Regions from separate parts of the Homo sapiens genome. Here region 2 is linked to region 1. Evidence: chromatin contacts called from ENCODE Hi-C or POLR2A ChIA-PET data. All regions are on one chromosome and are shown on one strand. Each heading gives the region's core, a stretch centred on a gene start or an enhancer-like site at or near the end of the contact. The rest is flanking DNA. Distances are from core to core; before and after follow the strand shown. Region 1 overlaps WWOX (WW domain containing oxidoreductase). Region 2 has its middle 200 kb from the start of LINC01228.

Region 1 (5,138 bases), core at 1,276-3,775:
GAGAAATCCCATGATTCTTGCTATTCTTTGTAAATCTAATACCTTCCATCCAGAGAGAGAGTATACATGTGGAGTCAATTGGGAGTACCTTTTGTATCCTCTAGTCTGAGCCTTACAGGTTAAAGGAGAATGTTGGATTTGCTTTTGAAAGTATGGGCTTGCGGAGATTAAAAAAAAAAAAAAAGAAACCTTGAATAATCATGTACAAATATAAATACTGTATGTAGAATAAGTGTAATGGATCACATTTATGATGAAATATGTATGTCTTTCCAAGGGTAAGACCTTCATAATTCATTTATAAGTTACCTTCTTTCTCTTACATGTAAGTAGCAGAATAGTAATTTTCTTCGTTCTTTCTGAAGAATTGCCACACAGGGAATGAAAAGAAGAAAGGATAAACTTTTCTTAAACAGCAGAATGTTATTCAGAGATAACTGGAAAAAAGTACGAGAAAAGCCAAAAAGAAAAAAAAAAATTGTGGGTCCTGGTGATGTTGGAAAAATGACGTGTGAGCTGAAGTTCCAGACGCCGAGCTTCATCTATTTTGTCATGTTATGACAGAAATCATTACAAGGGTGATAGGTTTATTTATAAAGACTTGCTTCAATATTCAAAGTACATCTATTCTAGCATTCCTCATTTTGAGCCAGGCTGTGGATCAAGATGAAAGAAAAATTAAATTGTATATTGAAGAGCTCTTAATTGAGCCATGCTGTATTTAACAGGGAAGCATCGGCTTCAGGCAGTCGATACCACTGAGGATTTTTAATGCCCTGCATCATGAGACTGTCAGTTTGCTTTGGAGAATGCAAACAGGCTAATGACAAAGCCCTGCAAACTTTTGTAGTTGCTGCTGGTCTCTTTGGAAGGCAAGTGCTAATTTACCCACAGTTGAAACCTGACACACACACGCGCGTGCACACACACAGACACACACTCTCTCTCTCTTTCTCTGTCTCTCTCTCTTTCTCTGTCTCTCATAAGGAACTAAATCCTGCGTTTTCTCACCAGAGGGCTAATGACACACTGCTTAGTCACCCAAAACCTGTTTCCTAAGGAGCCACTTTGGGGCTTGTTTAAAGTTTTTAATGTAAGGCATTATATAATATTAGATTTCCCCTGTTTTTCCTTAATCAATGTAAATTCAATTGCATTTCAGAGGGTGGCCAAGTGGCATTTCATCATCTCTAATATCCATTTAAAAATGTTAGGTCTACCCAGTTATAATTCTCCAAAGTAGCCTATCTGTGGTTTAATATGTTATCTACATTCTCTAAGGCAGTGTTAATTTCCTTTTGTAGTTAATCTATCCTACTACCAAATTTAGTATATTTATAGTTAAAGATTCTGTTAAGAGCTAAGTGATTTAAGTACATCTGGGATAAAGTGGCCTTGGCTTTAACTATGAAACAAATTTTCTTTATTTCATTCTCTTCACTGATAAATCCATAGTAACTGGAGGCATTTTTAGAATTGTGGGCAATTTCAGCCTCTAAAGTTTGATTAAAGATACTTCAGATATTCCTACTGAGAGGCTAGAGGGCTGAAAGGAATTTATTTTGGGTTCTGGCCCTAGTGCAGCTCAGTGGAAGAGAACAGACATTGTGAGTTTAATTCCCACGCTGCCAATTTCCCACGAGTCTAGGGTGGGTGTTACTTCTCAAGAAGGCGATGGTAGAACCGCTGGAGACTTCTTATGGCTGTGGCAGGGGACTCACACGTCACAAGGAGTCCAGAGGCATGGCTTTGAAGAGCTCTTTTCATTCATTCTTCCTTTTGTTCACTTGTACATCAAATACATGCTGTGGGCCTACTGTGTGCTGAGCACTGATCTTGTCAGGTTCTTGGGGAAGACTTCATTGCTGAGGTGACCTTTGAGCTGAGTGTATGAGTGCAAGAGAGAGCGATCACACCTGGGAACTGCTTAATAAAGTCCCCGGCATCTTGAAGCCACTTGCAGACCTTGGCAGTTGCTGTTGCTCCTGCTGCTGCTGCTGCTGCTGCATTGTCAAGACTACATTGATGTCTTGGAAATATAGAAAAAAGAGGCTGCTGGACTGTGTGCTTAGAATCAGTGTGCTAACTCTGTTACCAACACCGTAGAGAAGTGGTTCCAGAAGGAAGAGTTCAGGGTGAGAATGAATAACGGAGTGGCTTTGCAGTGGGAACCTGGCTTTGCAGCACAGCTAGGATTGGAGAAGATCTTCCCAGCAGGGAGAAGAACTCAAAGAACATGCATGAAGGGAGGAAGGTTGCACCAGTGGGAGGGACCAGAATATGGTGTGGAAAGAACGAGGTTCAAATCCAGGCTCTGTCATTAACTGCCCCTACCCTCTCTGAGCTGAGTTTGTTTTGGACACTGGAGATAATGCATGTTAACATCCTGGTAGCTCTATTTATTTGCTACCATGGTACATAATCATGGGAGCTCTATTTATTTGAACATCTTCTTTTGTTATTATTTGGTGTATTTGGGAAAGGCATGTGGGAGCAGCAAGCAGGTGAGCATCCTGTTTGGAATGCAGGGCCGGGAACTGCCCTGCCCAGTCCAGCCTCATTCCAGAGGCTAGCACCTGGCCTCAGCTGTAGAGCTGCTGGGAGCATTTCAGCTCTCTGCTTCTTTGGCAGTCTAGTGCTGTCACAGAAGGAAAGCTCACTCCATGGAAAAGGGGGGATTGATTTCTTCTCTGAGGGCAGAGGCTGATCAATCTAGGCTGGTAGGAATAGATGTAACCTCAGAGGAAACAATTTGCATTGGCGAAAGCAAGTCAATGGCCATCCCCAAATTCAAAAGGACAGGGAAGTGTAATCCTACTGTGATCCCTAAAGCATCCAGGCCCCAGGAATGGTGGTGATTTGCCAGGGGGAAATGGAGGAACAACCCCTTCTTTGACTACCTCTGTAGTTTATATTGGATTCTGCAAAGTCCCATGAGGACTGATAGATGGGCTGTGTCTGCATTTGAATTTTGTAGCTGAAATGTGGGTGAGTTCACCTAGGTCCCCTTCATGACAAGGTGGTGAGAAACATTTTCTTGTTCTACAAATCTGAATTAGGTCCACGAAAGAGGGTATGCAGCATAGAGAGGAACCAAAAAGGACGCAAGATTTAGGATAGATATTGCCCCTTGGGAGGCCTGCCTGGTCTGCCCTTGATAACTCATGAACAGTCTGGTAATGCTGGAAGGCAAAGTAAAAGCCAACCTCTTGAGAAAGACATGGAACACAGGATGGAACTTGAACTGCTTAAAATGGCTTTTCTCAGGCCAGCTGCACTGGAGTGTGCTGCTGTAACAAACACGCCCGGATCTCAGTGGCTTAGCATGGTGAATTCATTTCCCATTCGTGATATCTGACCACAGATGGGAGGTAAGGGGCTGTGCTTTAAAGTCATTCATGGATCTGGCTGGGCCCGATGCCTCACACCTGTAATCCCAGCAACTTGGGAGGTGGGCGGATCACTTTAGGTCAGAAGTTCGAGACCAGCCTGGCCAATATGGTGAAACTCCATGTCTACTAATAACACAGATTAGTCAGGTATGGTGACGTGCACCTGTAATCCCAGCTACTCGGGAGACTGAGGCACAAGGATTGCTTGAACCGTGGAGGCAGAGGCTGCAGAGAGCTGAGATCATGCCACTGTACTCTAGCCTGGGTGACAGAGCGAGACTGTATCTCAAAAAAAAAAAAAAAAAAAAAATCTTTCAGGGATCCAGGCTGACCTCAGCACCATCTCTTACATGTGCCTCTGTTCTTTCCCTAATATAAGGGAGCATGGGGGATTAGTGTCTGGCTTAAGCACTTCCACTCAGAAATCTTGCTTCTCCCCACAATCCATTGGTGAAAGCAAGGCAATGGTCATGCCCCAATTCGAAAGATAAGTGCAGTCCTACTGTGTGCCCTAAAGAATTGAAGATCAGGATACTTATGAGCAGCGCTCACAACTGCCATAGTGGCAATGCGAATGGCATCTATTTTTAATGTGACTGAGAAAATAATTGGTCAGATATTGCAGGATTTTTGTGGGGGAGAGGGTGGAAAAGAACTTACAGATTAAAAAAAGAACTGGCATAGCACCTAGATTTTAAACAGAAGGAAAAGATGACATTGGGGACCAGAGACAGAAATTTCACTTCTGTGCCATGACAAATACCAGGGAGATGTAATTGCAAAATGAAGCTGCAAATGTCTTACCCAGGGAACTAGGTGACAACCTGCTTGGCTTCATGAAGAAGGAATAATATCCAATTAGGCTAAGTGTATTCGGTGCCTGAGTGACAAGCCCTGGAGACCTGAGGGCTTCTGGGGCCCCCAGGGCGGTTTCAGGAGGCTGTCTCCAGACCTGTCCGGGGTGTGAGCATGTCACGCTGTGGCCCGCGCCTCCCCTGTACAGCTGCCTCTGCTCTTCTAAGCACTGAAATGAGAGGTGTAACCTGTGTTCCAGAGTCTGCGCCTCCCAGCCACTGGGGCAGGGGCACCTGGCCCATCAGACTTACCTTGCCTCCCCTGCTGCCCATGCCCTGCTGCCTAGGGCTGGGCTCATGACTGGGTCCACATCAGCTCCACATTGCAGACTGACCCCCTGGACCCTCACGTCTCAGGATCCCTATCTCCCTGTCAGTGCTTTGTCACCCAAAGTCACCGCAGCTCCTCTTGAGTGCTTTCAAGATCAGACCGAGGGGTCCTAGTTCAAGCTAATTCCTACCTGTGCGATCACTAGCCAAGTACTGAACCTCTCTGAACTTCAATTATCTCATCTGTAAAAGGTGTTGGTTTGTAATTGTTCCTACCTCTTAGGGCTTTTGTGAGAGTTTAGATGATAAACCACCAAGCAACAGTGGCTGGCATTCTGTGCACAATCGAAGTCTGCTGCTGTCAGCTCTGTGGTCGCTGTCTGCACTCCCACCCCTGTCATCCTCCAAGTCTGATCTCCTCCCGAAGTCTCTTCCTGGACCTCAGCCCTCAGGGATTGCACCTCCCTCTGAATATGCTGTCCCTTCTAATCATGCCATTTAGCCACACTGCCTAGCACTTTCTTTTTTGAATATTCGTGTCCCAGGTCCCTGAAAAAGTTGCTAAGCCTGCTAAAAGCAAGGCAAGGCCTTTCTTTCTTTGTAACCTTAATGCCCAGCAACG
Region 2 (4,875 bases), core at 1,439-3,938, 1.8 Mb after region 1:
TATTTACATATATAAAAACAGCCCTGTTGACATTCAGGAAGGCTTGGAGGTCCACAACAGTGTTTGAATTGAGAACGCAAATGGATTTGTTCTTTGGTAATGACATATATATTCCATGGTGCAGAATAAATACAATGTGTGCTATGTGCCAAAGACCACCCTGAAGAACATGATGACATCACCAATACGAAATCCCTGCTTCATGAAGCATATATTCTAGGGCCATGTCCAAAGGCTCAACGTGAAAAAGAACAGGTTACTCAGGAGGCTGGAACCCATCCAATGGGAGAGTTGTTGGTGATGAAGGCAGAGGTAGGCAGGGGCTTCAGGCTTGAAGGAAAAGATAGGAAGTAGAATTTTATTTAAGAAAGAGAAGCCGTAGGAAGGCTCCAAGGAGAGGAAAATCATGCTCTGACGGGTTTTCTGGATGCTTTTAAAAAACAAAAAATATGTGGGGAGGGGGCAGCATGGAACAGGAGTATCAGTAAGGAGCTGCATCCAGGAAATAATTTCTTAGGTTGGGATGGTTACAACAAAAACTTTCAGGACAGGCTTCTTTTAAGAACCAGATAGTAAATATTCTGCGCAAAATCAAGGCCAAAAGGCAGCCTCAAGGCTATTAGGTACATATTTATATAATCATTTCAAACCATCTGGTTAATAATAAATAAATAAATGCCATTCTTAGATCAAGGGCCATTAAGAAAGGGCCAAAAGAAAAAGCAAGCCGGCAACTGGCTGCATTTGGCCCACTGGCTTTAGTTCGCAACCCCTGGTTGGAGATCAACAGGAGAAGAGATGGGGCCTTGGACAATGAATATGGCAATTGCATGCCTGGTAGATCAGGGCTTGGAAAAAACATCATGCCTCACGATAGCTGGACTGTGTTTTTGGAAGTCCTTGTAGCTTAGCAGGACCAGGGGATTAACCGGATTGATGTATCAGAATGTGAGTATTTGGTTCTGGCCACTTTCTTCTGTTGGAGCCACCATTTGACATAAAGCAGATTTAAGATTTCATGGGAAGTGAGAGGCTCTCCCTTTATATTTTTGGGCATGGAGCCACAGCCCTGTTGGCATTCAGGGAGGTTTGGAGTTCCAAAATGGTGTTTGGGTTGAGAATGCAAATGGATTTGTTCTTCGGTTATGACACGTACATTCCATGGCCCGGAAAAACCCAGAAAATTGACATTTATTGAAAGGGTGGGGAGAGGATGGAAGGGAGTGTGTACCAATTCTATTGCCATCTGATTTATCTACTGTGAGGTCGAAAGGCCTGTAACTACCACAAGTAAAAGCTGTTGCCTGGCTAGATCAGCAATAAGGAAATTAATCAGAGTTCTCTACACAGAAATATCTAATCCATAGGGATTAATATAGCACATAATCCACACCCATCTAATTTTTCTTCTAAAGTACACTGGACTAAAGTTATGAATTAGCTAACCTTTGTATGCTGGTCACCCTTTGCACATAAGAAGAATTTGGTATATGAATATAAAACACTGGCCACAGAGTCTCCTTCAACTTTAATCTGACAGTTTCCTATATATTATATTATACTATATTGCTAGTATTCATTGTTTCAAATCATATGTTATATATTATATATCACTTTTATACTATATATTCATATATATTCTAAATAAGTGTATATGATATTTATTATTTATAATACTTTTGTATATACATTTATGTCATAAAGACATGTTAAGTACAGAAAGTTTTGAAAATTTAATCAAGATGGAAAATGTTCACTGAACTTCCATAACTACTGGTAATATTTTTATGTTTCATTCTAGTCTTTTACAGTTGGATTTTTTTCCAGAGTAGAGAGACCTTTTGTTGTTGTTAATGTAGCTTTGACCCTAAGGCTTTAAAAATTTTGTTTTCTGCTTTACCATTTAACCCAGCATTTTAGCACTAGGATCTTCTATAGTACTGAGGACTTCAAAAGATTTTCCAATAGCTGAATGCCCAGTACATTTACCACTTATAGACGAAACCAAATTGTATAGTTGGATTTGAAAAGTGCTTTCTGTATTCCCTTATTATAAGTAATAATTTAGAAAACGTTTCTCTCTTCATAACTATCTTTTTTATTTCAGATTGCGTCTTTAGCTTAAACCTAGAAGGTCCAATGTCACAAGACTTTTAAGCCCAACTTCACGACAGAAAGCTTCCATTGATTTTTGCCACACTCATCATCAGTGGGTATACATCTCTCTCTACCTTCACAATCCTGGAATATGCATATGTTGAAGGAGGAATACTGTTAATTTCATCAGTGTAAAATTTTTATCCTTGTTTGTTAAATAAATGTATTTCTTCTACTGAATTGCTTTTTAAATTGACTTCACTTTTTTTACATAGCTCTTAAAAAGGAGAGTTATTGCTTTTTCATATCTCCAAAGTTTGGGTGCTAATTAATCTGCACCTCTAAAAGTTAAAGTAAGTTACCCACAGGTTTTTTCTAGTCCTGAAAAGCAATTTATCTGCCTGTTTCAAATTATAACCACATCAATGATGATGATGATGATATTGTCCTTGGGCATATATGTGAAAGAAGCAACTCGTGAGAAGTGGGGCCAACTTGTTTTGGAGATTCCAGGACTTGTCTTTGGGCAAGTCTCCTTCCTGACAACCCCCTCCCCAGTCTGTGGGGACAGATTCAGGCTTGTGTGGCACTTGAATACTCTCGATCTGCCCTTATGTAATAAGTGTTACTCATGTCCCAGTATGAGTCACCCAATCCCTCGCCCGGGGCATCTCCGCCAGGCTGTAGAGTTTCCCACCTGCCCTGATCCCTGTCTGAATAGAGATAGCATGACTCAGCGCCGGGGAAAGGGTGGTTCTCTCTGTCTAGCTGATGTCCTCAGCTCCAGGAAGCTCTGGGCTTGCGGCATGACAGCAGAGAGAAGGGCCACGCTGCTCACGTCAGCAGTGCCCCACTGAGGGGGCCCGATGCAGGAAGAGGCAGCCCAGAGGCCAGCCGGTCCCCACCACCCAGCTACCGGGTTTGGAGAGGAAACACAGAGCAGTGTCTATTTAGATCTTCAGCGAGGTTTCCTTTCTTTCTCCACGGTCTCACGGGCAGTCAGAAGGATATGAATAATAATAACAACTGCTACTATTTTTTGAACACTGAATGCTTGCATTTGGCAAGCATCGTGCAAGGTATTTTACACATGTTAACACATTTAATCATCACAACAAGACAATGAAGGAGCTCCTATCATTTTGCCCATATGAAAGATGCGAAAACTAAGGCCCTGAGGGAATAAGTCCAGTCCACATAGCTGGGTAAGACACAGATCTGGAATTGAAACTCGGTCTCCAGAGCTTTCTCTCTTAACCACTAGACCAGTCTTTTCAAACTGTAAAGTGTACATGAATCACCCCGGGATCCTGTTAAAATGCAGATTCTGATTCAGCAGGTCTGGGATGAGACCTGGGAGTCTGCATTTCTAGCAATCTCCCAGGTGAGGAAGATGCTACTGATCCACGCCCCACCTGTTGAGGAACATGGCTCTATATTATACTGCTTTCACACTATGCTTTGGACTAGTCTTTAGTGGGAAAATACTGTATTCACTTAACTCTTTCTTTATCCATTCATTGTCTATTTATACTTTCAGACAACAACCACGGAATCCCCACCATGAGTCAAGCATGGAGAACATAGAGATGGACATGGCTCCCTCATAAACATGGAAAAAATCAGTTCAACAAGGAGACAAGACCCTCTATCACACACATATATAATTATAATTATACAGCAAGATAAGGCTGAAAACAGAGGGTTGTTCTGTGCATGGTGCATAAAGAAGAGGTGATCTTGCCAGTGAGTCAGAGAAAGTGCTCCAAAGCGTGGAGGGAGGAAGCCCAGGCATGATGTACCTCAAAGGTCTGGTCTCCTAAGAATAGTGAGATGTTCTCCTATTTGTAGCCCAGGATTCATGGTGGGTAGAAGGGGAGAAGAGGCTCTCAGGATAGACAAGAGACAGTCTCCTCGCTAGAGACCCCTCCCTTCCCATGCCCCCATCCCGTGGCTATTTTTCTCCTTTTGTTTGTCTTATTCCTTCCACAAAGACTATTCTTACCCAAACACCAAACACCGCCCATAAGCTGGATCACTTCAAGATCCAGTCCAAATGTCCTTCCTCCACATTTTCTCAGACCCCTCCCTTCCCATGCCCCCATCCCATGGCTATTTTTCTCCTTTTGCTTGTGTTATTCCTTCCACAAAGACTATTCTTACCCAAACCCCAAACACTGCCCATAAGCTGGATCACTTCATGATCCAGTCCAAATGTCCTTTCTCCACATTTTCTCCAAAGCGCACGACCTTCATATACATGAGAAGGAACTCTTGCCAGTGGCGGCTTATTCTGTGCCAGACACCTTGTTAAGGTTTTTGCATATGCTAAGTCATTTAACAGTCCAAATAACTCAGAAATATTGTAATTTTTTTATCTTATTTGGTAATGAGGAAAGTGGAAGCACCAACTTAAGAAACTTCTATCAGACCACCCAGCTCCAGTGCATGCTAGCTGGATTACAAGAGAGGCAGGTTCTTAACTGCTAAGCAGCAGGGCCCCATAGCCACTAAACCTCTCTATCGCCATTATCTCATTCACCCTCTTGAATACAAGAAGGCTTTGCTGAGTGCAAACATTTCTAAGTAGCTTGCAAGAGTCTTGACAACAATGCCCTGGGAAGAAAGAAGAGATTTGTGCAGCAGGAGCTTTGGGAGTAGGGAAATAACAGTGGAAAACTAAGCTGAAACAGCAGGTGGGATTAGGAAAGGAGCAATGATTCACACATTTACTGTGGCTGCACTTGAGGCCTTTCCAGATAGGGGCTGATATGGTTT

Evidence for each region. Hi-C counts contacts between places; a loop is a spot of excess contacts on that map. ChIA-PET counts read pairs that join two places held with the same protein, here RNA polymerase II (POLR2A). Pooled maps may share reads with other maps.
Region 2: a loop to region 1 is called in a map of PC-9, with 11 times the contacts of the local background. The contact joins two enhancer-like sites. A Hi-C loop is called at or near these places in 1 of 168 maps with a recorded cell type or tissue (PC-9) and 1 of 50 pooled maps. POLR2A ChIA-PET finds 5 or more read pairs at or near these places in 2 of 52 experiments (GM12878 and activated T-cell).

The regions. Positions count from the first base shown.
Region 1 is chr16:78,209,571-78,214,708 of GRCh38, forward strand. All of the region lies in intron 5 of WWOX (WW domain containing oxidoreductase), which reads left to right. Among named protein-coding and RNA genes, the nearest start is that of WWOX-AS1, 30 kb to the right of the region's middle. RefSeq lists an enhancer at 4,390-4,889. Within about 2 kb of position 2,526, at least 4 of the 41 ENCODE cell types and tissues checked have a DNase peak (open chromatin) inside an H3K27ac peak, as active enhancers do; they include PC-9, where a contact is called at or near this core.
Region 2 is chr16:80,024,468-80,029,342 of GRCh38, forward strand. No RefSeq gene overlaps it. Among named protein-coding and RNA genes, the nearest start is that of LINC01228, 200 kb to the left of the region's middle. RefSeq lists enhancers at 2,319-3,518, 3,028-3,087. Within about 2 kb of position 2,689, at least 6 of the 41 ENCODE cell types and tissues checked have a DNase peak (open chromatin) inside an H3K27ac peak, as active enhancers do; they include PC-9, where a contact is called at or near this core.